3 separate regions of the Mus musculus genome follow, and regions 2 and 3 are each linked to region 1. A link is a loop called in an ENCODE intact Hi-C map of the cell type or tissue named here. Cell type or tissue: gastrocnemius. All regions are shown on one strand.

The links. Hi-C counts contacts between places; a loop is a spot of excess contacts. Peaks named below come from ENCODE experiments on the same cell type or tissue, not always from the same donor. Only the 100,000 strongest peaks of a DNase experiment are listed, where the experiment ranks them.
Region 2: it touches region 1 in a loop (4-fold over the local background); 40 of 42 quality-filtered maps call a loop at or near these places.
Region 3: it touches region 1 in a loop (15-fold over the local background); 40 of 42 quality-filtered maps call a loop at or near these places.

Annotation. Positions count from the first base shown.
Region 1 is chr7:121,729,801-121,737,800 of GRCm38, reverse strand. It overlaps Scnn1g (sodium channel, nonvoltage-gated 1 gamma), which reads right to left and starts at 3,322. Exons shown (of 13, transcript NM_011326.3): 1 at 3,258-3,322. In gastrocnemius, a CTCF peak has its summit at 3,539 (motif pointing left); DNase peaks (open chromatin) are centred at 2,896 and 3,518; H3K4me3 peaks cover 732 bases.
Region 2 is chr7:121,970,832-121,978,831 of GRCm38, reverse strand. Cog7 (component of oligomeric golgi complex 7) reads left to right here. Exons shown (of 17, transcript NM_001033318.3): 2 at 1,068-1,216; 3 at 1,449-1,565; 4 at 7,384-7,552. Among named protein-coding and RNA genes, the nearest start is that of Cog7, 6.9 kb to the left of the region's middle. In gastrocnemius, a CTCF peak has its summit at 3,598 (motif pointing right); a DNase peak (open chromatin) is centred at 3,603.
Region 3 is chr7:121,959,297-121,967,296 of GRCm38, reverse strand. It overlaps Cog7 (component of oligomeric golgi complex 7), which reads left to right. Exons shown (of 17, transcript NM_001033318.3): 5 at 3,014-3,096; 6 at 4,037-4,159. Among named protein-coding and RNA genes, the nearest start is that of Cog7, 18 kb to the left of the region's middle. In gastrocnemius, a CTCF peak has its summit at 3,221 (motif pointing right); a DNase peak (open chromatin) is centred at 3,213.

The DNA.
Region 1 (8,000 bases):
GGCCCACGTGTTCTTAGAGGCCTTTTTCTACTATGGGCTGGACGGGTTGCATTCTGAGCCCTTGGCCCCTTCTCCAGGATATTTGCTTTGGGCCACCACAACTGCCTCCTTCTCTTAGGGCCCCCAGGCCTAGTCTTGTGGGGGCAGGGCAATGTGTAACCTGCACATACTGGCTGGACTGGCTGAAGGACCTTTCCCTGGAGTTCTAGGGGCAGGCATACTCGGAGCAACCCAGCCAGACTTCTCTTATCAGGCAGAGGCACTGTAACCCGTGCCTTATCGCTTCCACTGGCCACTTCTTGAGGGCAGCCCTCCTGTTTTACGATGTCTCCTGGTGCCTAGTGAAATGTCCCTCCTGCATAGAGTACAAGTCAGGCAGGGTGTCACTGGCTAATGACATCTCCCACAACTTTCCAGCAGCGGTTATAGATCTTGTTCTGACCATGTTTTCCCTGCCCCTCTCCCATGCTGCGTTCTTATAAGTGAACTGATTTCTGTTTCATTTCTCCCTATCGCGGTCAGTAGCACCTGGTGTCACATCAGCCCCGTGACTGCTGGCCTCTCCATACTTACAGGCACCATGCCATTTGACCTGATTTTACCTAATTTAGAAAAGGCATCTTGATTCAATGGTAGCCTTTGGGGTGAGTATTGGAAAATGAATGAACACATTCACATGTGTGTGTTGCATCTCAGCTGCAGAAACAGCATGCCGTGAGTTCATTTTAGCTATGTACTGTACATTGCACATTAGATCACTCTACCGTGTATAGAATCACCAGCCTCATAATTATGTAATCTCTGTATATAAATATACAGTAGCTTATATATTTCAACAGTTATGTGAGGTAGATATACTGCTGTTATCTCTGTATCAGAGAGGTGGAGTGACTTCCTAAGGATACACAGCATGGCTCCTATGTCTACGTGGGGTCTGCAATCAAGTCAAGGATTTTGATGGCCCCATCAATTTTTTTCTTTTTCTTTTTCAAGATGATGAATAAAATAATGGAGTTTATAAAATGTCGTTTTCAGACATATGTGTCATTAAACTTTGTTTCAATTTGCCCCTTCCCTCATTGCACCTGCTGGGCCCCTTTCTCCTCCCAAATATTCCCCCCTTTTTTCTGCTTTCATGACACACACATTTCTGTTCTCGACCCCCCCCTTTACAACCTCTGTCTACTCGCTCACGGTCCCCCTTTTCATTCCTCTCGCTCTCTCACTTAAATCTAAGTTTTACATAAGAGAGAAAACCTCTTTTTGAGAGTGGCTTAGTTTGCTTAACCTAACGATGTCACCATCAAGTTCTCTAGGCAGGATTCTGGGCCACCAGGCTTAGTTTTCTTCCAAACTGAATCAATGGAACGTGGTCCAAAATTGGGGGAAGGTTGGGGGGCAAGGCTCTCAAGTTTACAATGCTTGTGGGTTTAAGGATTATACATAGTACTAAAGAAGGAAGCACAAGAGCATAGCACAAGAGAACAGAGGCCAGGGGCAGCCGACCACGCCCAGTAACCTGCCCTACCCACAGACTTACATGATTTTTTTCTAGGTTGAGAAAAACTGTCTCTTACTGACAAAATTATTAGCTCCCTGGCAAGCAGTGTGATTTACCTTATTTATTTTGAATGTTGTCATCCTTTTAAAAAAAAAATGCCGTGGAGCATGGTAACACACACCTTGGATCCCAGTACTCAAATGGCAGAGGTAAGAGGATCTCTGTGAGTTTAAGTCACCTTGGTCTATCTATCAAATTATCAAGTTTTAGGCCATCCAAGGCTATGTAATAAGACTCTGTCACAAAGAAAAAGAAAAAGAAAAAAGAAAAAGAGGAAGGAAGGAAGGAAGGAAGGAAGGAAGAGAAAGAAAGAAAGAAAGAAAGAAAGAAAGAAAGAAAGAAAGAGAGAAAGAAAGAAAGAAAAGAAAAGAAATGGGTCCCTCTGTCAGATGTTTGCCAAAAGGTGAATTCTGGATTCTTGGGGTTCCCACTCATCTCGTCCGCAGAGGACCAGCCAGTCATGCGAGAGGAGACTCCAGAATGTTCACATAAATATTTCAACTCTAAGGCAAAACAAGATTGTAGCTCTACTAGATTATGGGCCTTGATTCAACCCGGTGCTGTTAGAGGACTTTGAAGCTGATACGCTCAGAACTCATCTCAAAGGTTAGCTCACAGAATGCGCTCTACAGTCTTCCCAGGTAGATATCATCATTTCCCTATTACACAAATGAAACAGAGACACACAGATAGACTAAGTAGCTTGCCCAAGGTCATAATAGAAAGTGTCCGGGCTAGGATTTGAACCCAAGAACACATACTAGTTGTGTTATTGCTTAAATAATGATAGTGGTTTCAGGCGACAGCTGCTGCAGAATGATGGCAGACGTCAGTTACAGCTACACCGTGCCCAGGGTTCCTATTCCAACATTTGCACCTAATTTAATTCTCACTACAGACTAAATGAGGTGTTATTACTATCCCCATCCCACAGAGATGCAAATGGAGGTGTAAAGAAGTTAGGTAATCTGCCCAAGGCCACACAGTATGAAAGAACGAACGAATTCTTCGAAATTCCAGGTCCCCGTTTTTCTTCCTGACACTTCTCTATTCCCTCACCTGCCCCCGAACCTTGCCTCTGTCCCTGTCAGGAAACTGAAGCTTGGCGAGGAGTGACAGTTTGCAAGGCTCTGTTCATCCTAGAACTTGGGCACAAAAGCCTGGGTTCGGGCAATGTTTTGATTCCCGCCATGCCACGGTGCTATTCGGAAATAGGTTGAACCTCCGAAGCCAGGACTCAAGGCCCTGGGACCGAGCTACCCCCACTGACTCGCTGCAGTCTGGGAAGCGACCTGGCGCGTAGTTTTGCGGCAAAAGCCGTCTGCTTCGTGCCAGCTATCGCAACGCTGCAGTCAAGGGCTCCACTTTCAATCAGCCCGCTTCAAGTGCTTGATTCTTTCTGCAGCAGGCACCTCTAAAGAAAAACTTTCCCGCGACTGAAAGAACAGTCGCTGTCAAACGCATGCTCTTCAAGTGGGGTGAGCTAGGCAGAGAAGATCCGAGATGCGCTCCTCCCACGCACACCGGCTCAGAAACGCCTGTCGCTCAGCTCTTGTATCACAAGCCAAGCTCTGGATGTCTCAGCATCCCGCCACCCGTGGACAGAATAATCTTTTTCTTGGAAGCCACCACGCCCTGTGGCTGCTCACGTACCTGGAACCCCGGAATCGAACTGACCCGACGCGGCTGGGCTTACCTTTCTGAACTGAAGGGTCACGGCTGGCCTGTGTACAGTCTGGAGACGCTCCTCTTCTTCTGGCCTCATAAAGCCAAGCATCTCCAAGTGGCACGGCCAGGAGCGCCAGTGGGTCAGGCTCAGACCCCGCCCCTAGAGTTTCCTCCCCACTCAAACTCCGCCCACACCTGCCCAGGTGTTTTCCCCGGGCCACCCCCGACTTGTCTTAGCCCGGAGAAGGCCGCGACCCCGCAGTGCCATCTGCTGTCCAGAGTCAGCTCCGCGCCTCAACCCGGGCTGCGCTGCTTCTCGTGGTGGCACCGTGCAAGCTTGCTGCCTCCCAGAGGCCACTCTGCAACCTGCATTCCCGCTGGGTCACAGCCCCAGAGTACTTTGTAGAGTCACCTCATTTGCCTCATTCTGACCCAGGTCGCAGGAGGTCTCTTATCTCAGTTCCAGAAGACATTCCACACAGCCTCTTATCCCTCACCCTTCCGACCTGGTCAGGATACGCAGTTGCTTCGGCATCATCTAGAGTTCTGCTGTGGGCAACAGGAGCTATTTAAACAGATCATTTATTCTTTGGGCCTGTCATTGTCTTTCCATAGGGACTCACACAAATTGACTATTAAAAATAAGTTTAGACCGCTGAAACTGTGAGGGATCCAAGATAGGTATTCAAGTTGTAATCCCCTTGAGCTGGGAAGAAACATGGCCCCACAAAAGACAGCGTGTCACTAAGTATTCAAACATTTTAGACATAAACGTGTTCATATCCACCTACAGACCTTGTTAAAACGCAGGTTCTTGAGTTGAGGATGTAGCTCAGTTGGTAGAGTGCTTGTTTAACATAACCAAAGTCCTGGGGTTGATCCCCACTATCATATAAACTGGATGTGGTGGCTCACGCTTACTGTGCTAGATCTGGGGTTGAGGGTGAGACAAGAGGCTCAGAAGCACGAGACCTTCCTCAGCTACATAGCGAATTTGAGTCCAGCCTGTGCTCTATTTCATCAGGGGGGCATGGGTCTCAGACGTCTGGACCTCTGGCTTCCCATGAGATGCCTCTTTTGCCTGACCAAAGATCACAACTTTTGGTGGGTAGAAACATGTCAAGCATTATTGACCATCAACGTAAAGAAAAAAATCCCCTAAAATCCCTAAGCAGTATTTCTTGCAATCAATGCTCACGGTGAAGAATTAACAAAGCAATCCACCTCCCTCCCTAAATAAGTTAGTAGAATCATTGTGCTGGCTAGTTTGTTGCTAACATGAGTTAACATGTTAACTCGGTGGAAGAGTTTCAGAAAATGCCTCCACAAGATTTTCCTGTAGGCAAGCCTGTGGTGTATTTTCTTGGTTGATGACTGATGGGGGAGGGTCCAGCTCACTGTGGGTGGTGCCATCCCTGGATTGGAAGGAAGTCTGGGTGCCACAAGAAAGCAAGGGAGCAAGACGTGAGGAGTAAGCCAATAAAAAGCACTCCTCCATGGCCTCTGCTGCAGTTCTTGGCTCCATGTTCCTTCCCTGCTTGAGTTCCTGCCCTGATATCCCTTAGTGATGAGCTGTTATCTGGTGGTGTAAGCTTAAATAAACCCTTTCCTCTCCAAGTTGCTTTTGGTTGTGGTAGTTTATCATACTAGAAAACCTACCTGACAATTATTATTTGGAATATATACATATATACATGCACATGTATCCGTTACATATTAAATGTGATGAGGGTTTTATTTTTAAATTTAGATTTATTTTTTAAAGTGTGTGTGTGTGTGTCAGAGAGAGAGAGAGAGAGAGAGAGAGAGGGAGAGAGAGAGAGAGAGAGAGAGAGAGAGAGAATATTCACATGAGTTCAGGTTCCTGCAGAAGTCAGAAAAGGCATAGAATCCTTTGTAGTTATAAGTGGTAGGAAACTACCTGATATGGGTGCTGGGAATCAAACTTGGGTGGTCTACATGAGCAGTGCATGGCCTTAAATACTGAGCCAACTCTCCAGTCTGAAAGTTTTAAATATACACTGTTTCTAGATATATTGAGGTTTTTTTTATATAAAATGACATTACATGGTCTGTTCTTATATTACAGAAGAGCCCTGTCTTCCATCTTCTGAGGTATGGGGGCAGCTTTTTAAGCCCCTAGGCACATGTACTTAAGCCCATCAAATTATTTACTTGCTCAGTTCATTGCTATGTAAATGGTCTCTAAGTATTTACTAATATAAATTATTCCTTATATAAAATCTTGTGTATATCTCTAATTAGGTCCTCAGAATAAATTTCTGTTAATGGAATTTCCCCATGTTAATGTACTCGGTCAGTGTAGTTCACATACCAAAAGGGATAGTAGAGGTATAAAATAGTATATACACCATAATAATAGTAGATTCTGTATAACTGTCATATAAGTATGTGTTAAAACATACATGTATTTAAGAATATATGTATTCAAAAGAGGTTATTTCTCAAGATAGGTTCACAAGTGTTTTTACCCATCTTTGTTATTTTGTTTTGTATGTGGATATGTGTTAGCGAGGCAGAATGGGTCACACTTATAGTCAGTGTTTTGGAGGAGGCTAAGGCAAGAGAACCGCCATGAATCTAAGGCCACCTGGAACTACAGAGCAAGTTCCAGGCCAGAAACACAACAACAACAACAAAAAACTTATTTTAAGAACTAAAGGCTACAATGAAAGGATGTCTGTGCTACTTTTTTATTGCTGGGATAAAGCACCATAGCCCAGGCAAGTTACGGAAAAAAGTAGTTTATTGGGGCTTATACCTTCAGAGGCAAGTCCATGGCCATCATAGTGGAGAGCCAACGTCGGCAGGAAAGCATGTCTCCTGAGTAGTAGCTGAGAACTCACATCTTGGGACAATCACCACCAGGAGGCAGTGATAGCTACTTGGGAATGGCATGGGCCTTTGAAACCTCAAAGCCCACCCTGTAACACAGCTCTACCAACAAGGCCACACCTCCTAATCCTTTCCAAATTCTGGGGACCAAGTATTCAAGTATATAAACCTGTGGACATGCGCACACAGGCAGGCAGGCAGGCAGGCAGGCAGGCAGGCAGGCATGTGCTAGCCAAAGTACACAGTGGGAGTCAGAGGACAGCTTTCAGAAATAGGTTTTCTCCTTCCACCATGTGGATCCTGGGAACTGAACTCAGATGGTCAGGTTTGGTAGCACATGCCCTTAGTTGCTGAGCCCACTTTCCTTTGGTACTCACCAATATCAACAGTCTCACAGAGGTCCTTCATGCCCCTGGCTTCTCTGATCTCATGGGTCACCTTCCCTAAAATCAATACCACCTGAAACTCTTTTCTACAATAGATATAGAGGTTTGAGGTAAGTGTCAGGGTCTCAAGAGATTACAGGAACTATGAGGAGATCCAACACTGCTGGAGAATCAGAAGCAACGCAAAGGTGTGTAAGGTTGCTTAGACAAGGGTTTTGACATGAGTGTGGAAACTCTGTTGGATAAGGAAGCTTGCTCCCAAGCTGGCTTCTTCCTTGCTCTAGAACAATGAATGGCCTTTGGTTCTTGTGAACATCGTCTTGTGTCCGAAGGATGAGAGCAAGTTTATCTGTTCAATCTTGTTCTTTGATGAAGTCTCTTTTAGAAACTGATTGCTGGGGAGTCAGGATCGGGGTCTTTGATTTTTAAAGTATGTTCTTATTTATTCTATTTTATGGGCATGAAAGTATTGCCTGCAACTATGTCTGTAACCACATGTATAGCTGTACTACGGAGGTCAGATGAGGAGAGTATCAGATCCTCTGGAACTAAAGTTACAGACAGTTGTAAGCCACCATATGAGTGCTTGGGACTGAAACCCAGGTCCTCTGGAAGAGCAACAACTTCTCTTAGCCACTAAGATATCTCTCTAGTCCCTTATTTATTTTGTGTATGTGGACACTTAAGTGCTATCTGGAACATGTGTGGAGGTCATATTACAATTTTCAGAATGGGTTCTCTTCTTCTGCCATGTGGACCCCAGGGAACAAACCCAGGTTATCAGGGTTGGCCGTAGGTGCCCTCACATGCTGAGCCATCTCACCAGCTCTGCTGGACTGGGGCCTTCAGATTCATCATGTGGATGCTGCTTCACCCGCAGGAGGCAGGCTTTAGGCAATCAGCACCGTGGACAGCAACCAGGCAGCTTCCAGCTTCTTCGGACTTTTATGCTGAGGGTCTCTAAACAGTTGCTGGTCACCACAAAATGGCATTCACAATTTGAACATGAATTCGATGAGAAGGATGAAGGGGCTGAACTGACACCCTCCAGTCAGCCTATCAAGTCAATATAAATAAAGTCAACCACAGCTAAACTGCCTATATAACTAGAAATATGCGATCATATTTCTTTCGCTTGGGTTGTCTGTCTGTCTGTCTGTCTGTCTGTTTTGAGACAGGGTTTCTCTGTGTAGCCCTCAATGTCCTAGAACCCACACACTGTCCTCAAACTCAGAGATCAGTCTGCATCTGTTTCCTGAATGCTAGGGCTAAAGGTGTGTGCCACCACCACCTGGCTGTGCCATCAGTTCTTAACTCTCCGTGCTATTTAATGACCTATAGAGTTGCCACACATGGATTGCCAATACTGAATGACCTCCCCAAGGTAAAATGTAGAAATTTGTTGCTGAAAGTCTCTGGTGTAACATTCTCATCAACTAATCCACGCATGACTATATACAGTTGATTTGCTTACCGGGAACTCAAAAGGACCTGGAGCACAACTCACTCCTGAATAAAGTTTACATAAT
Region 2 (8,000 bases), 240 kb before region 1:
CACAGAGCACTGTCACTGAGCACTGCCACTGAGCACTGTCGCCTGTCGCTAAGTACTGCCTTGGAGGATTTTGTTTGTTTTAACATTTATTTTTCTTTGTGTGTGTGTGTGTGTGTGTGTGTGTGTGTGTGATCATGATGCACTCATGCGCATGATCAGATGCACACAGAGGCCAGGATGGTTTTCAGATCCTTTGGAGCTACAGTTATGGACCCCATCCAAATTCTCTCCTCTGATAGAGCTGTAATTGTTCTTAGACTTTGAGCAGTCATTTGCTGTTGTGTCAGCCCCCGGGTTCTTTTTTGCTGTTGTATGTATGTATGTATGTATGTATGTATGTTTGCTTTGCTTTTGACACATGGTTTCTTTGGGTAACCCTGGCTACTCTGGAGCTCATTCTGTAGACCAGGCTGGCCTCAGATCCACAGAGATCCACCTGCTTCTGCTCCACTGTGCTGGAACTAAAGGCGTGCATCATCACTGTCCAGCATAGTTCTTGTTTCTTTGAGTCATTCTATTGTAATACAGGCAGGCCTGGAACTCCTTATATAGCCTAAGATAGCATCACTTTTCCCAGTAATCCTTCTGCCTCAGCTTCTTAAGGGTTGGGCTTACTGGCACACAATAAATACCACATCTGTGTCCTTCATTCTTTTTTTTTTTATTATTATTTTTTGTTTGTTTGTTTTTTCAAGACAGGGTTTCTCTGTAGTCCTGGTTGTCCTGGAACTCACTCTGTAGACCAGGTTGGCCTTGAACTCAGAAATTCGCCTGCCTCTGCCTCCCAGGTGCTGGGATTAAAGGCGTGCGCCACCACGCCCAGCCCTTCATTCTTTTTGTTGGTCTTGGGTCAAGTTGATGTTGGTTGCTCATTTCTGATGTCATGGTCTGGTTGAGGTCACCTCGCTGACCCCAGCTTTGCCACACGTTCCCGGCAGTTTCTTAAAGCTGATTGGTAATGCTATCTGGGAAGTCTCTTTTCTGTTCCCATGTGTGATGATCTCCCACTGTACCAGCGCCAGTTTCCACTGCTTGTACACATTGCCACTCTTGAATTTTCGCGGCAGAAACAAGTCTCCAGGCCCTCCAGAACATGCCCAAAGTGCTCCGTGATGTGGAAGCCCTGAAGCAGGAGGCGTCTTTCCTGAAAGAGCAAATGATTCTTGTCAAAGAGGACATTAAAAAGTTTGAGCAGGACACGTCACAGTCCATGCAGGTACTTTGGCTTCTGTCCCCGTTGTGGGTCTTTCTGTTCTGCAGGTGATCTGGCTCACGGGGATTTAGAACTCAGAACTCTCCCCGGAGCTCAGGTCACCTTGGCACCTAACTTATCTTCTCAGCCAATGAGTGGGGTGAAGGGTAAGAAGACTCTCAAACCACTGTTTCAGGGTGGTGTGGGCAGAGACAAGGGGACCATGGCTTGACTGCGCACATGGTCTCTCTTTCAGGTGCTGGTAGAGATTGACCAGGTGAAGTCCAGGATGCAGCTTGCTGCGGAATCTCTTCAGGAAGCTGACAAGTGGAGCACGCTGAGTGCTGATATTGAGGAGACCTTCAAAACTCAAGTACGTCTCTTTACAGGGCACAGTGTACCAGGCATTTACAGAGGAGCTTGGGGCTTGGTGTCAGTAGCAGCGGACAGAAGCATTGGGCTGTCCTAGGGGGAGGCTAGCCCTGAGTATATCCACCCTCCTAAGGAAGCCCAGGAGACAGGCACAGACAGAGAAGATGGGCTGAGTGTGACTTTGGCAAGTTACTTCACTCCTCAGGGGCTGCAAAAGTGGAAAACAGTAATAGCTTTGAAACCTGCTTGCAAGTGTGCAGAGGAGTGATGTGATTTGAAGAACTCCCAGAAAACAAAACAAACTACAACCCCAACTCTCCAAGCCCCTAACTTCTCTTCTGTACACACTTAACCAGTTGTTCTCCAGCTGTCCCCCCACCTTGCCCACAAACAGCACCATGCATGGTGTGAGTACCCGATAGCCCTCTTCCCCTCCAGTCTCTCTCCCTCTGAAACTCCTTAGTAGCTGTGGCTGGCCCTTCTGAAGTCTTCCAAGCATTGGAGGTTTCTTTTCTTTTTTTCTTTTCTCTTCTTTTCTCTTTTTCTTTTCTCTCCTTCTCTAGTTGTTTTAAAGAATTTATTTATTTATTTATTTATTTATTTATTATTTTATGTGCATGTTTTGTTTGTTTGTTTTTTGATTTGCCTGTATGTATATCTGTGCACTGCATGCTTGCCTAGTCCGTCAGAGGCTGGAAGAGAGCATTGGCGATGGAGCTGTGTTGTAGATGTATCAGCTGGGATGGGGCTCCTCCACGACTTTGTATTTTGGTTACTTGTGGTTTTCTACAACAGTCTCTGTCTGTTGCAAAGAGAAGGTTCCTTGATGAGGGGTAAGGATTACACAGGTGGGTGTTAGGACAGATGTTTAGACTGTAGCTCTTCTTGATCATCTTTGTTTCTGTCTGTAAAATGGGAACATGTATAGGCTCCTGTCAGTATCGCTATGAGGATTACCCTTGTGGGAGGGACCCTATAGGCTCTACAGCAGGCAGGGAAAAGTGGATTATGTAGGAATGAAATGCAGATGAGCCCGATTTTGGTAACTGGTGCTGGACCAAGACTTCTTGGAGTCTGACTCAGATCATTTTACTTTAGCCATATTTAAGCACAGCACAATTGTGGAAAAAAGGATTCAGAAAACAATTAACTCAGCCCTGTGAGTACAATGCAGATTAAGACATGTTTACATTGACACTCTTTACAAAGGCCGTGTGGCTTCATCTGCCAAATGGGGTCTTGTTGACTTAGAAACAGTGCTCAAGGCAGGGGTCTAGGGAGAATGCCTGAGGTCGACATGATATCTGGCCCTAGGATAGCACAGAAGTCACTTAGTCATTGTAAAGTACAGTGGCATCTCTCACAGGATGAGTTTCATGGCCTAGAAGTAGAGCTGAAGGTTTTCCGGGGAAGTCTCTGGTAAGCAAACACAATATCCTGGGGATACAGGCAGAGCCTGGCCCAACAGGTAGCGAAGGATTACCAGGCTGGAAACTACATTTCCCCAGCATTCTGGGAGAACTGGCTAGATATCGTCTCCCTTTGGGGAGATCAGCTGTGTGTTTAACTTTCCTGGCTTCTCCAGTGTGTGCACAAGGCCTTTTTGCCTTCTACATACACTGATCTGTGGGTCTGAGGACAAGTGTAGAGAATGTAATTAGGGATGATTCTGGTTTAGTAAAGGGGTGGTTGTAGGTTCTCCTCCAGGATCCTTGACTTCACCAGCCTTGGGTAGTTGGCTAAGTTGCCAGTACCAGGCATGGTTTCCCCTCTTACGTCTCATGAGGGAGGTGTTGGTTACCACAATGTCTTCTCACTACTAGTGCCCACACTCAGGGTTATCAAGCGGTGCTGGTTGTTGTTGTGGTTCATAGGTGTCATAGCTGGGTAGGACGCTTGTTTGTCTCTTTCCCTGGAAACTTCATGAAAGGTAGTGCTCAGAGAGGGGCTTGCAGGTCCTTTTCCAGCTCAGGCTTCTCTGGGCCCTGTGTCTCAAGTGCATGTCGTCTTCAGCAACAGGGACTTACCTTCCACCACTTGGGGGCAGCCAAGGGCAATAGCAGTAACCTGTAATGTTGTCTCTTGGACAAGAACCCTGACCAACAACTGAAAAGAGGGCTTTTCCTGCCTGGTGTTAGGTTTTGTTAAATAGTGTATGGCTCTGGGAGGGAGCATTGTTAGCCCAGATGGGAAGATTTCATTTAATCATATTATGGGTATTTTTACGTAGGTAATAGTTTGATTCATTATGACTTTTCAGACATCTTGACTGCTCTTTTACCCTTCTCTTTCCTTCTTCTGTGTTTATCCCCCCCACCCCCCGTAACTAGAGACACACTCCCCATTTTTCCCATTTCCCCTTCAGATCACTTGCACTCTGCTCTCTCCCTCTCTATTGCTTCTCCCCACCCACTCCCAGTGCGCCCTTCTTACTTTCCTGCTTTCTGCAGTTACTCCAGTACTGGCATCCCTGGTGGCTGACAGTGGCCCGAGAGGAGATGAGGAGTCAGCGAGGGAGGGACATGTCAGATGAGGCGTCTTGCAGCTCTGACTGAGTAGCAATCAGGCTGCTTCTCTATTTACACAGATTTCACAGAGCAAAGACAGATGATAACATTTTGTCTCTGGACATGTGTTTAATTTCTCATTAAATGTCTGGGGTTACAAGTTAGCATGATTAAAAAGTACAAGTAGGACAGATTCTATTTTTATTGTTAGCCCTCTAACTCCATAGAATCTAAAGAACGTTTCTGCCAAAGCCAACACATTTATTGTATGACAACCTGATTTTAGGCTGGCACTCCAGACAAATGGAAAGCATCAGAACCAGGCTTTTTATAAATAGCAAATTCTGTCTTCAGACACCAGAAGAGGCCATCGGGTCCCATTACAATGGTTGTAAGGCACCATGTGGATGTTGGGGATTAAACTCAGGACCTCTGGAAGAGCAGTCAGTGCTCTAATAGCTGAGCCATCTCTCCAGCCTGAAGAGCAAATTATAATAGCTAACTCCTTTACTGTACCCTTCCATCACCTATGCTATAAAGTAGGAAAAGTTATTTTAGTCTATCTCATTTACTGAGTTTTACTCTTCCGGGGGTGTATCTCATATGGCCCCTATCTTTAAACTACATTCAGAGAGCTCTAAGTGTATTATAAAAAGAGACTTAGAATCTGTTACTAATTCTCCTGGGCAGTTAGGATTTGTCAGTCGTCTCTGTTTATCCTGTACCAGTTATAGTGTTAGCATTTGCTTAGGGGCGGATCCCTAAGAAGATTCCTGGACTCAAGGCCTCATAAAGAAATTTCTAGCATCCTAGTGCTTATCTGTGCTCATCACGATCTCCAGGGCATAGGGATCACTTCCAAATAGGCCCAGATAAAGTTGTTTCCCTAAAAGCAGAAGGGAAGTCAGTTTAAGTCTTTCCTTAAAAATCTCAGACATAATTCTCTCAGGAAAAGACATAAAATGAGTCACAATGCAGAAAGTCCCCAAGAACGCAACACGCAGAGATTGAACCTAAACGTGAGAGACAGCAAAAGTGATGGCAGCATTCGGCTCAGCTTGGCTAGGGCTGCGCCAGAAGCTCCGCTGCCCTCTTGACTTTGGCTGTTCCCAGTGGGTGTGGCTGTGTCACTCCAGGAAGTGCGCCACATCTGAGGATCTCAAACTAGGAACCTGGAGTGAGAGAGGATGCGAGGTATGTCTGTCTGAGTCTGGGTCACCCCACGCAGTGTCACCTTTTCTAGTTCCGTCCGATTTCAGCTTCCTTTACAGCTGAACAGTATCCCAGAGTGTATATGTACCACATTTTCATTATCCACTCATAAACTGAAGAGCATTTAGGTGATTTCCACTTTTTGACTGTTGTGAGGAAAGCAGCTGTGAATGTGGCTGAGCAGGTACCTGCGGAATGGGGTAGGAAGTCATGTGGGCGTTATGCCAAGGAGTGATACGATGGCTTGTGGGACTGATTTGGGTTTAGCTTTTTGAGACTTCTCCACACTGATTTCCGTGGTGACTGCAGCATCTGCAGTCCCGTCAACAGTGAGTGAGGACCCCTTTCCCCACATCCTCTGGCATTTGTTGTCCATTTTCTTGTTGATCCTTGCCGTTCTGACTGGTGTGAGATGAAATCTCAAAGTTATTTTGATTTGCATTTCCCTAATACCTAATGATAAACATGTTTGAGATATTTCTTAGCTGTTTTCCACTGTCTTTTGAGAACTTTCTGGTCAAGTTCCAGCCAAGATCTCAAGTGGCCCAGGCTGATCTTGAACGGTTCTTCTGCCTCTACTTGCTCGCATTATGGACATGGACCACCAGACAGCAGAACTCCTCTGATTCTTTTATTTTTACTTTACTTTAGTTTTGTTTTCTGAGACAGGGTCTCAGTGTGTAACCCTAGTTGGCCTGTAACTCATTATATAGACCAGGCTGGCCTCTAACTCACAGAGCTCTGCCTGTGTCTGCCTCCTGAGTGCTGATAGCAAAGGTGTGTGCCACCACTGCCTGGCTTCAGATTATTTCTTTAAGACAGAAAAATACCAAGAAAATACCAAGTTAAAGGATATGATTTCTTGTTTCTGTTAATGCTGGAAATGGAAACCAGGGCCTTAGAACACACTAGGAAAGTACTCTACCACTGAGTGGCATCTCTAGCCCTGTGGGTTTATTTATTTTTATTTACTATTGTGTGTATGTGTGCACGTGCATGCACATAGGCTTTTTTTTTTTTTGTTGTTGTTGTTCTTTTTTGAGACAGGGTTTCTCTGTGTAGCTCTGGCTGTCCTGGAACTCACTTTGTAGACCAGGCTAGCCTCGAACTCAGAAATCCGCCTGCCTCTGCCTCCCAAGTGCTGGGATTAAAGGCATGCATCACCACTGCCTGGCTGCGTGTACCCATGTATGATATGTGAGTGAGTGCCCCTGTACATGCCATGGCATCCATGTATGGAGGGTGCAGGCTACGTGCAGAAGTCTGTTCTCTTTTTCCACTGTAGGTTCTAGAGATCAAACTCAGGATGGTAGGCTTGCACAGCAACTGCTATTACCTGCCGACCTTCACCCCCAGCCTGTGAATATTTTTAAGACTCTTGACCCATTGTTAAGTTGCCTTAAAGTAAGACAATATACATTTACAACTATTCATTGTTGTTTATATATTCATGTGTGTCTGTGTGAGTGGATGTGTTTGTAGCGGTCAGAAGAGTGTGTCAGAATCAGGAGCTAAATCAAGGCTATTGTGAGCCTCTCAGTATGAGTGCTGGGATGGGGGACAGGTCCTCTACTGAGCAGCAGGCCCTCCTAGCCACGAAGCCACTTCCTTAGCCCCAGACACTATGCAGTATGATACCAAACAGATTTTTTTTTTTTGCCTCCTTACCAAAAATAGTCATTTTTGGTACTTTCCCGACTAGAAGAAAATGGTACTTCCTTGTTTTAATTTTTGTTTGTTAAACATAATTTTTATGTACCTTTTTTATTTTTATGAATTACTTTTTTAACTGAAAACTATTTTTTAAATTAAAGTGTGTGTGTGTGTGTGTGTGTGTGTGTGTGTATGTGTGTGTGCGCACGCATGTATACACAGCCCTTGTGTCAGTCAGTGTATACTTGTGGTGGTCAGAGGACAATTTGTAAGAGTTAGTTCTTCCTTTCCATCATGTAGGGTCCTGCAGGGCCAAACTGAGAGCATTGCGCTCGTGTGCTGAACCGTCCTCTAGCCCCAGGAGGTGCCTTCTGGTGTATTTTCTCCATTTCCAGCTGAGGTATGGAGAGTCTTTAAAGTAAACATCTTCTGATTCGTCTGTTTTAGGACATAGCTGTGATTTCTGCAAAGCTGACCGGCATGCAGAACAGCTTGATGATGCTTGTGGATACTCCGGACTACTCTGAAAAGTGTGTGCACCTGGAGGCTCTGAAGAACAGACTGGAGGCCCTGGCCAGCCCCCAGATCGTAGCATCGTTCACCTCTCAGTCTGTGGGTGAGTGTGGCAAGTTTCAACTGTGGGTAGCTTTCTGTGTAAAGATGAGGCTTGCTCATGAGTCTTTAGAAGAGCTTCGTGATGGTTAAATTGTGTAGATTGTAGGTAACCTCATGATGCTTCCATGTATTTTATACAGCGTTTCCTGACATACAGAATGGTTGGAACAGGTATCATGAAGGTGGCCCTAGGTCTCAACGTTGTTATTTTCCCATGCCACCTCCCCGTGCTGGGGATGGAACCCGGTCCTGGCAAGAGCTTGCACTAAGCTTCATGCTACCCTTACCTTGCTTTATTACACGTCTGCTGCTCCTTCTCCATGCTTCTCTTTCTTTTATTATTGTGGTTGTTGATTTGGCAGCTCTGCCACTGACTGCAGCCCCACGTCTTTTGTGTGGGAAGTCCTGGTATTGTGGTGAGACCCAAGGCTTTGTGCACACCTTACTTC
Region 3 (8,000 bases), 230 kb before region 1:
TGAGCTGCCATGTGCATGCTAGAAATTGAACCTGGGTCCTCTGGAAGAGTAACCAGTGCTCTTAACCACTGAGCCATCTCTCCAGCCCTGATCATGAACTTCTAAGCCTCCTTTTTCTACCTCCTGCTATTTCAAGTGTACATAGTTTTATGTTGTTCTTAGGATCAAGCCCCTTCCTTCTACCCTCTCTTTTTGGTTTTTGTTTGTTTATTTGTTTTCAGATAGGGTCTTGCTATGTAGCATTGCTGTGCAGACCAAGTTGGTCTCATACTGGAGCAATCCAATGTGCCCAGCTTAGAACATCTTTGAGATTCAGTTTTGGTAGTTTGTGTGGAGGAATTTATCATTTTCATTAAGGATATCTGATGTGTTATTTTATAACAATCCAGAGTACCTTCCTATTATCCTTTCAGAAGTATTGTCTTGGTTTTCATTTCTCACTGTGTATGTTTAATCATTCTCTCGTTTAAGCATTCTTGGGGTTTGCTTGTTTATTTTTGTACTTAGGTCTAGGTGGATTTTTCAGTGTGCTGCCTTGCTCAGACTTCTGGCTTTGCTGGTCTCCTTTTCCATTCCCTGTTCTCTGCTTATCCCATGGTCCTCGTGCCTTTGGTTTGTTTGAGGTAGAGTCTCACTACATCAGTGTGCAGCCCTGAGCGGCCTTGAGTTCTCAGTCCTCCTGCCCATACTTAAGTAGTCCACTGTCACCCTGGCAGTGCTACTTAAGTAACACCTTTAGTACAGTTCCGTGCACTTCCAGCAACTGTTCTGTGCTAGTCTGTCAAGAAACTGACATAGGCAGAGGATGGCACTGCCCTTGCGTAGCTTCTCTATGAGTGGGGAAGAGAGAGAGAGAGGTTGCATAAAGAGCCTGATGCAATAAGTGCAGTGTGGGCCCTATGAAGGGGTGGCATGGCGCCCTCGAACGGGAGCCAGTGCAGGGTGACTGGGGAGGACCCAGGAGGCCACGCTAGATCATGATAAGCAGCAAGGCCTGCAGCAGCCAAGGGTGTGATTTGTTCTCTGGCATCTGATAGAAGGCTTGCTTGCTCTCTGTTCTTCTGTCCATGTAACCACTCACAGCGTCAGATTAAGTGGCTGTTTTTGTGGATGAGAACAGTTAGAAGTCGGCACCACCTGTAGCTTCCCATGGCTTCCTGCTGCAGCACTAACTGAAGCTGGAGGTGCTGTCTCCTCTCCTGTAGGAACTGAGCTTGATAGACGAGATGACTTACTTTATATTCCGTCAGTGACAGGTCATGCTTGGAGCAGGGCCAGGACCATGGAAGGGAAGTAGGACCAGGAGGGCGTAGGAAGTAGGACCAGGAGGGCAGTAGGAAGTAGGACCAGGAGGCAGTAGGAAGTAGGACCAGGAGGCAGTAGGAAGTAGGACCAGGAGGCAGTAGGAAGTAGGACCAGGAGGCAGTAGGAAGTAGGACCAGGAGGGCAGTAGGAAGTAGGACCAGGAGGCAGTAGGAAGTAGGACCAGGAGGCAGTAGGAAGTAGGACCAGGAGGCAGTAGGAAGTAGGACCAGGAGGCAGTAGGAAGTAGGACCAGGAGGGCAGTAGGAAGTAGGACCAGGAGGCAGTAGGAAGTAGGACCAGGAGGGCAGTAGGAAGTAGGACCAGGAGGGCAGTAGGAAGTAGGACCAGGAGGCAGTAGGAAGTAGGACCAGGAGGCAGTAGGAAGTAGGACCAGGAGGGCAGTAGGAAGTAGCACCAGGAGGGCAGTAGGAAGTAGGACCAGGAGGCAGTAGGAAGTAGGACCAGGAGGGCGTAGGAAGTAAGAGCAGGAGGCAGTAGAAAGTAGGACCAGGAGGGCAGTAGGAAGTAGCACCAGGAGGCAGTAGGAAGTAGGACCAGGAGGCAGTAGGAAGTAGGACCAGGAGGGCAGTAGGAAGTAGGAGACTGAAGCACAGAGCCTCCTGACATGGTTGGTACTCTCCAGCTTTGGTACGCAGCCTGCCCTCATCTGTTTATCACCAGCAGCCAGGTGCTCAGTGCACAGCGTGCTCTCCGGATGCTTTTGTTTGTTTGGTTTTTTGAGACAGGGTTTCTCTGTGTAGCCCTGGCTGTCCTGGAACTCACTTTGTAGACCAGGCTGGCCTCAGGCTCAGAGATCCACCTGCTCTGCCTCCTGAGTGCTGGGATTAAAGGTGTGTGGCACCACTGCCCAGACCGTCTTTTGCTTTGCTTTGCTTTGCTTTGCTTTGCTTTGCTTTGCTTTTCTTTTTCTTTTTCTTTTTCTTTTTCTTTTCTTTCTTTTTTTTTTTTTTTTTGGTTTTTTTTTTTTTTTTTTTTTTTGGTTTTTCGAGACAGGGTTTCTCTGTGTAGCCCTGGCTGTCCTGGAACTCACTTTGTAGACCAGGCTGGCCTCGAACTCAGAAATCCGCCTGCCTCTGCCTTCCAAGTGCTGGGATTAAAGGCGTGCACCACCATGCCCGGCTTCCTTTTGCTTTTCAAAAATAAAATAACTTTATTATTTTATGTGTATGGGTGTTTGCTCACTCTGGGCACATGTTTGTGCACGGTACCATAGAGACCAAAAGTTCTAGAGGCGTTGGATCGTCTAGAACTAGAGTTACAGATGGTTGCAAGTTACCTTGTGGGTGCTAGGAACCGAACTGAGGTCCTCTGGAAAAACAGCTGGTGCTCTTCCAAACCATCTCTCCAGTCTCTTTATGTGTTCTGTAGTCCAGGCTGTCATCCTCCTGTCTCAGCCTCCTGGGTGTTAGGATTCCAGGCCTGTGCCACCGTGCCCAGGTAATCTTCGTTGTATTAATGATGTTTGGTATATTACTTTAATAAGCTTAGGCTTGCAGTGAGTGTTTGGTAGCTGTAGTCTGCCCTTATTTCTTTTGCTTATGATGCTCTTGTTTGAATTAAAGCAATTATTCCAGTAGAAACTTCCAAATCCAATTGACAAATATCTGAATTTATTAATGAGTTGCTTTCCTTGGCGGCCCTGGGAAACCTGGTTGGTAACAGTGTATGCACATTTTGTGTCCTTTAGATCAGTCTAAAGTGTTTGTGAAGGTGTTTACTGAAATCGACCGGATGCCCCAGCTCCTTGCATACTACTACAAGTGTCACAAGGTAAGCAGCTGGAGGTAGTTAGGACTTCGGAGGGCCACTACCACCGGGCCCAAAGCTTTCCTAGGCAAAGGACTAGAGACTCTGCCCTTTAGTCTTTTTTCTTTTACTGAAAGCCAGTAGGGGGTGCTCTAGATCCACCCAGTAGATGCCTTAGCTGTCACTTGGAACAAGTCCCTGAGTTTTCAGCCTGGATTCATTCACAGACTTAAAAAAACATTGTTTTAATTTGTTTCTATTTTTGATTTTTAGAGGCGAATCAGGTCTTAGGAAAGCTTCATTTTGCCCTCAGCAAGTCATAAGAATTTTGTGTTTTTAAGGGCTAGGCTACCAACTTACAGCTTGCGGGGCTAACCTTAATTCCTTCAAGCATAATACTCACGGTTTTTGTTTGTTTTAGTTGTTGTTGTTGATGATGATGATGATGAGTGTGTGTGGTGGGTGTGTGCAGGCACGAGCAAGCTACGCTGCATGTGTGGGTAAGAGGTCAGCGCTATAGAATCTGCTTTCCTTCTACGTTTATGTGGGCTCCAGGCTTGCCAGGGCTCCAGCAAGCTCTTCATGCACTGAGCCATCTTGCTGGCCTTTGCATGTGTTTACGTCATATGGTGCAGGGCATGAAGTATCAGTACACACTTATGGCCCCTCTGAAAGTTCTTCAGGCGAGTGCAGTGGCCCCAGCAGAAGCTCAGTGGCGTGCTTTGAGTGGGGTCAGAGGAGACAGCATTGCTTGGAGGTTGACAGATTCAGGCGTTAGATGATGACCAGAGCAGGAGCCTATGCCCTGCCCATTTGTTTCTTCTCTTTCTCAAGTGGATGAGTCTCAGTGGGTACTTATGTGCTCAGGACAGTAGGCAGCAATAAGTTCTGTAGTGTCATGGAGCAGTTTTCCAGCATGTTTTGGGGTACCTAGTAAGATACCCCCTTTGCTATGCCCCTGCAGGTACAGCTTCTAGCAACCTGGCAAGAGCTGTGTCAGAGTGACCTTCCACTGGACCGGCAGCTCACTGGCCTCTATGATGCCCTGCTTGGCGCGTGGCACACACAAACCCAGTGGGCCACACAGGTAACAGCTTATCATTGGAGAACAAGCCTATAGTGGCATGGGAATAGGGGACTGCGCTGGATCAAGCACTGTTGTCACCCAAGGGGTTAACACATAACTTATAAACCCACGTCAGCGAACCCTCTAGGTCTCCAAGGAAACTCTTCTTATCACTCTCCTCTGTATCTTAAATGGAATCTAATGAGTTGGTGTCCCCAACTCAGGCTGGGAGCCTCTGGTGTTGTCGAAAGCCAGAGGCTCCTAGTCAGGTGGTTGAGAGGTCAGAGTGTTTTCATCTTAAAGGTCAGGTCAAGTTCCCTTGTTCTCACACAGAGCTGGAAGAAAAGTCTCATTTTAGAGGTGACCTCTGAGCCGGGTGGGGTGAGGCCTACGTTTTGAGTGGGAACCTCCCATCCCTTCCTCTCTCAGTCCACAGGCCTTTGTAGCCATAGGGTAGGAGCCACCCTTCCCTGTATGAGGTCAGAGGCACACAGCTCTTGAGGGAGGGGAAAAGCCCATCTTACTTGGGAGTGCTGGTAGGTCAGGGCTGGTGGCTTTCTTTCACAGATAGTCATGACTTAGGTAATCACCTGTCACTGGCTGGAATGAGCTCTACTGTAGCTGGGGAGAATCCCTGCATGGGGTTATGCCATTCACGATGGCTAAAGCATTTTGTTTTGTTTCTCTTTTCATCCTGTGCACTCCTCAGACAGTTCTTGCCAGGTAGCCAGGCCTGGCCTCAGACTCATGCGATCCTCCTTCCTCAGCCTCCAGTTCCTCCCAGTTTCAGTTCCCAGTTTCCAGTGTCCCTGGCAATCCACATTCATTCACACATCCTTGCCTCTTGTACACGTCTCATATCATAAGGATAAAAGCTACTCATATCTATACATGAACATGTCCTGTGCGTGCTCAGCCTCGATTTTGGAAGGCCTGTTCATTTGTGCCTTTGGCTCATGGCCCTTTTTTCTTACTGGAGGTGGGTGTGACAGGCAGAAGTCTGCTGAAGCTCGGGCTAGTGCAAAGACCAGAGATGACAGGGTAACATGTTGCCGTAACCCCCCATTTCCTCCTGTCATTTCCTTTTATTTTAGTGGGTTTGGGGGTCAGATCTGCAGTTTCACATATGCTAGGCCAGAACATTTCCCTGGAGCTGTACTCTGGGTCATCTTTTTTATTTTATGTGGAGACAGGTTTTCTTAAGTTACTCAGGCTGGCCTTGAACTTTTAATCTTCCTGCCTTATTCCTCCTAAGTAGCTGGAATTATAGGCCTGTATTAGATCCAGATTTACCTTTCTTGTCTTTTTAAAAATTGATGATTTTACAATTTATTTTGTTACTGTTTTGAGACAAGGTCTTACTCCATAGTCCAGGCTGGCTTGAAATCCACTGTGTAAACAGGCATGGTAGTAGAGGCAGAGGCAGGTGGAGCTCTGTATGTTTGGAGCCAGCCTGGTCTACATAGCAAGTTTCAGGCCAGTCTGGGCTACATAGTGAGATCTATTGCCGGACTGTCTCTGACCTGCTACCTCCCGCATAGTGATAGAGAGACTTACTATTCATTACAGCTTAGGCCTTAGCTGGCTGCCTCCTAGCTAGCTAGCTTGTCTATCTGAAATTAACCTGACTATTCTATACCACATTTGTCACGTGACCTGTTACCTCTCACTCAGTCTTCCAGTCCCCATACCTGTCCCACCTCCACGTTGTGCTGGTGAATCTGGTGTCTCTGAACTTTCCCCACAGCTCCCATCTCTGCCCAGCCTTTCCTCACCTATTGGCTGTCAGCTCTTTATTAACCAGTCAGAGGGTGATGGTGGTGCATGTTTACAAAATACTAAGGCTGGTAATGATCAATAAAAATAACAATTCCAAAGTCTGGCCGCTATTCAACTCTCTGCACGTACAGAAATCAGCATTTGAATGATATAAAGTCAGCCTTTACACAGGACACTAAAAGATTACCCCAACAGAGACCTTGTGTAAAAAAAATGAAATTCACTTTGGCCTCCAATTCATAGCAATTTACCTGCCTCAGCTTCCCCAGGGCTGGGATTATAGTCATGCATCAGCAGACCTGTTTGTTGTTGCTGTTGTTTTGATTGTTTTTTAGGGGTAGCTAGCGGGTGGAGTCTAATGTCCTTGTAGTCCTCCTGGGTGCATGTCCTGTCATGCCTGATTAGAGTGTAAGCACTCTATTAGCTGAGCTATGTCCTCATTCCTCCCCAGTATTCTAAGTGAAACTTTTAGTCTTGTTCCTGTCCTGGGGCTCCAACCCAGGGCCCTGGGCACACTAAACACAGGATGCTTTGCCGCTGAGTGTGTCCTAGTTCTGTGTCATCACTTACTACGAAAGAAGCCTCCAATTATGAAAAGCTGAAAGAATTGTGCAGCGGACACCTTGAGGCTTTGCAATGTACTCTTTACTGTGTGTGCTTTATCGCAAGTTTCTCCCTCTCTCCGAGACTCCTGTCTGCTCATTGAGACTGCTTATTTTTTGGTTTATTTAAAGGTAATTTGCAAACATTCTTCACTTTAAAATACATATGTATTACCTGTTGCTGTTGATGATGATGTCGACAACATAATGTAATCTAGTCTACTCTAGTATTCTGTACAGTGGAGTAGTTTGTGGGCTGGTATTTTGATGAGACTTTTGATTCGTGCATTGTTGTCTGATGGTTTGTTCTTTATTGCTGAATATGAGACAGATGTGGATACATATGTGCATGCTTACAAGCTTTCTCGCCCTCTATATCCCCACTCCTTTTTTTTCTTTTTTTTTTTTTTTTTTGAAACCAGGCTGGCCTCAAATACACAGAGATTCTCCTGCTTCTGCCTCCCAAGTACTGGGATTAAATATGGCCTACTCCCTTTTTTTGATAGACGCTTGGTCTGATCCTGTCTGAGGCTGTTGTTAAAGCCCCTCTGAACGGTGCTTCACGAGGGATCTTTGTAAATACCCAAGAGTGGATTTGTGGGTAGAGAGGGCAGGTATGTTTTAGTGTAGAAGAAATTGCCAGACCTTTTCTAAGAGTGCTCACCCCTTCTGCAAACTCTGGGTTCATTTTCCAGCATCCCACAAGCAGACACATAAAAACCCTCCATTCAAGTGTGCGAGGACTCTGCGTGCTGGACATCCCTGCTGATGTTAGATGTTGTCATTCTGTTTGGTTTTAGCTTTTCTGGTGGGTGTGTAGTAGCATTTCATTGTGATTTTAATTTGCATTTCCTTGATGACTAAAGATATTGAACACCCACTCGTGTGCTTATTGGCTGTTTGCATGCATTCCTTTATGACATATCTATTCAAGGAGTCTCTTGCTTGCTTTAAAAGAATTGGGTTATTTGTTTTGCACTATTTAGTTTAGGAAGTTTGTTATTCTGGATAAAAGTTCTTTCTCAAATATGTTTTGTAAGCCAGGCGTGGTGGCGCACACCTTTGATCCCAGCACTCGGGAGGCAGAGGCAGGTAGATTTCTGAGTTCGAGGCCAGCCTGGTCTACAAAGTGAGTTCTAGGACAGCCAGGGCTACACAGAGAAATCCTGTCTCAAAAAACCCAACCCCCCCTTCCCCCCCCAAAAAAAAGTTTTGTAGACACTTTCTTCCAGTCTATAGTTTGAATGGAGGGTTTTTATGTGTCTGCTTGTGGGATGCTGGAAAATGAACCCAGAGTTTGCATATGCCAACCAAGTGTGGTAGCACTGGTCTCTATTCCCAGCTCTGAGCAGGTGCTCACTTGTTTGTTTGTTTATCTATCTATTTATTTATTTATTTATCAATCAATCAATGTATTTATGGGGGGATTGCACATGTCATCGTGTACCTTGTGGAAGTCTCTTCTCTCTTCTACCTGTGGG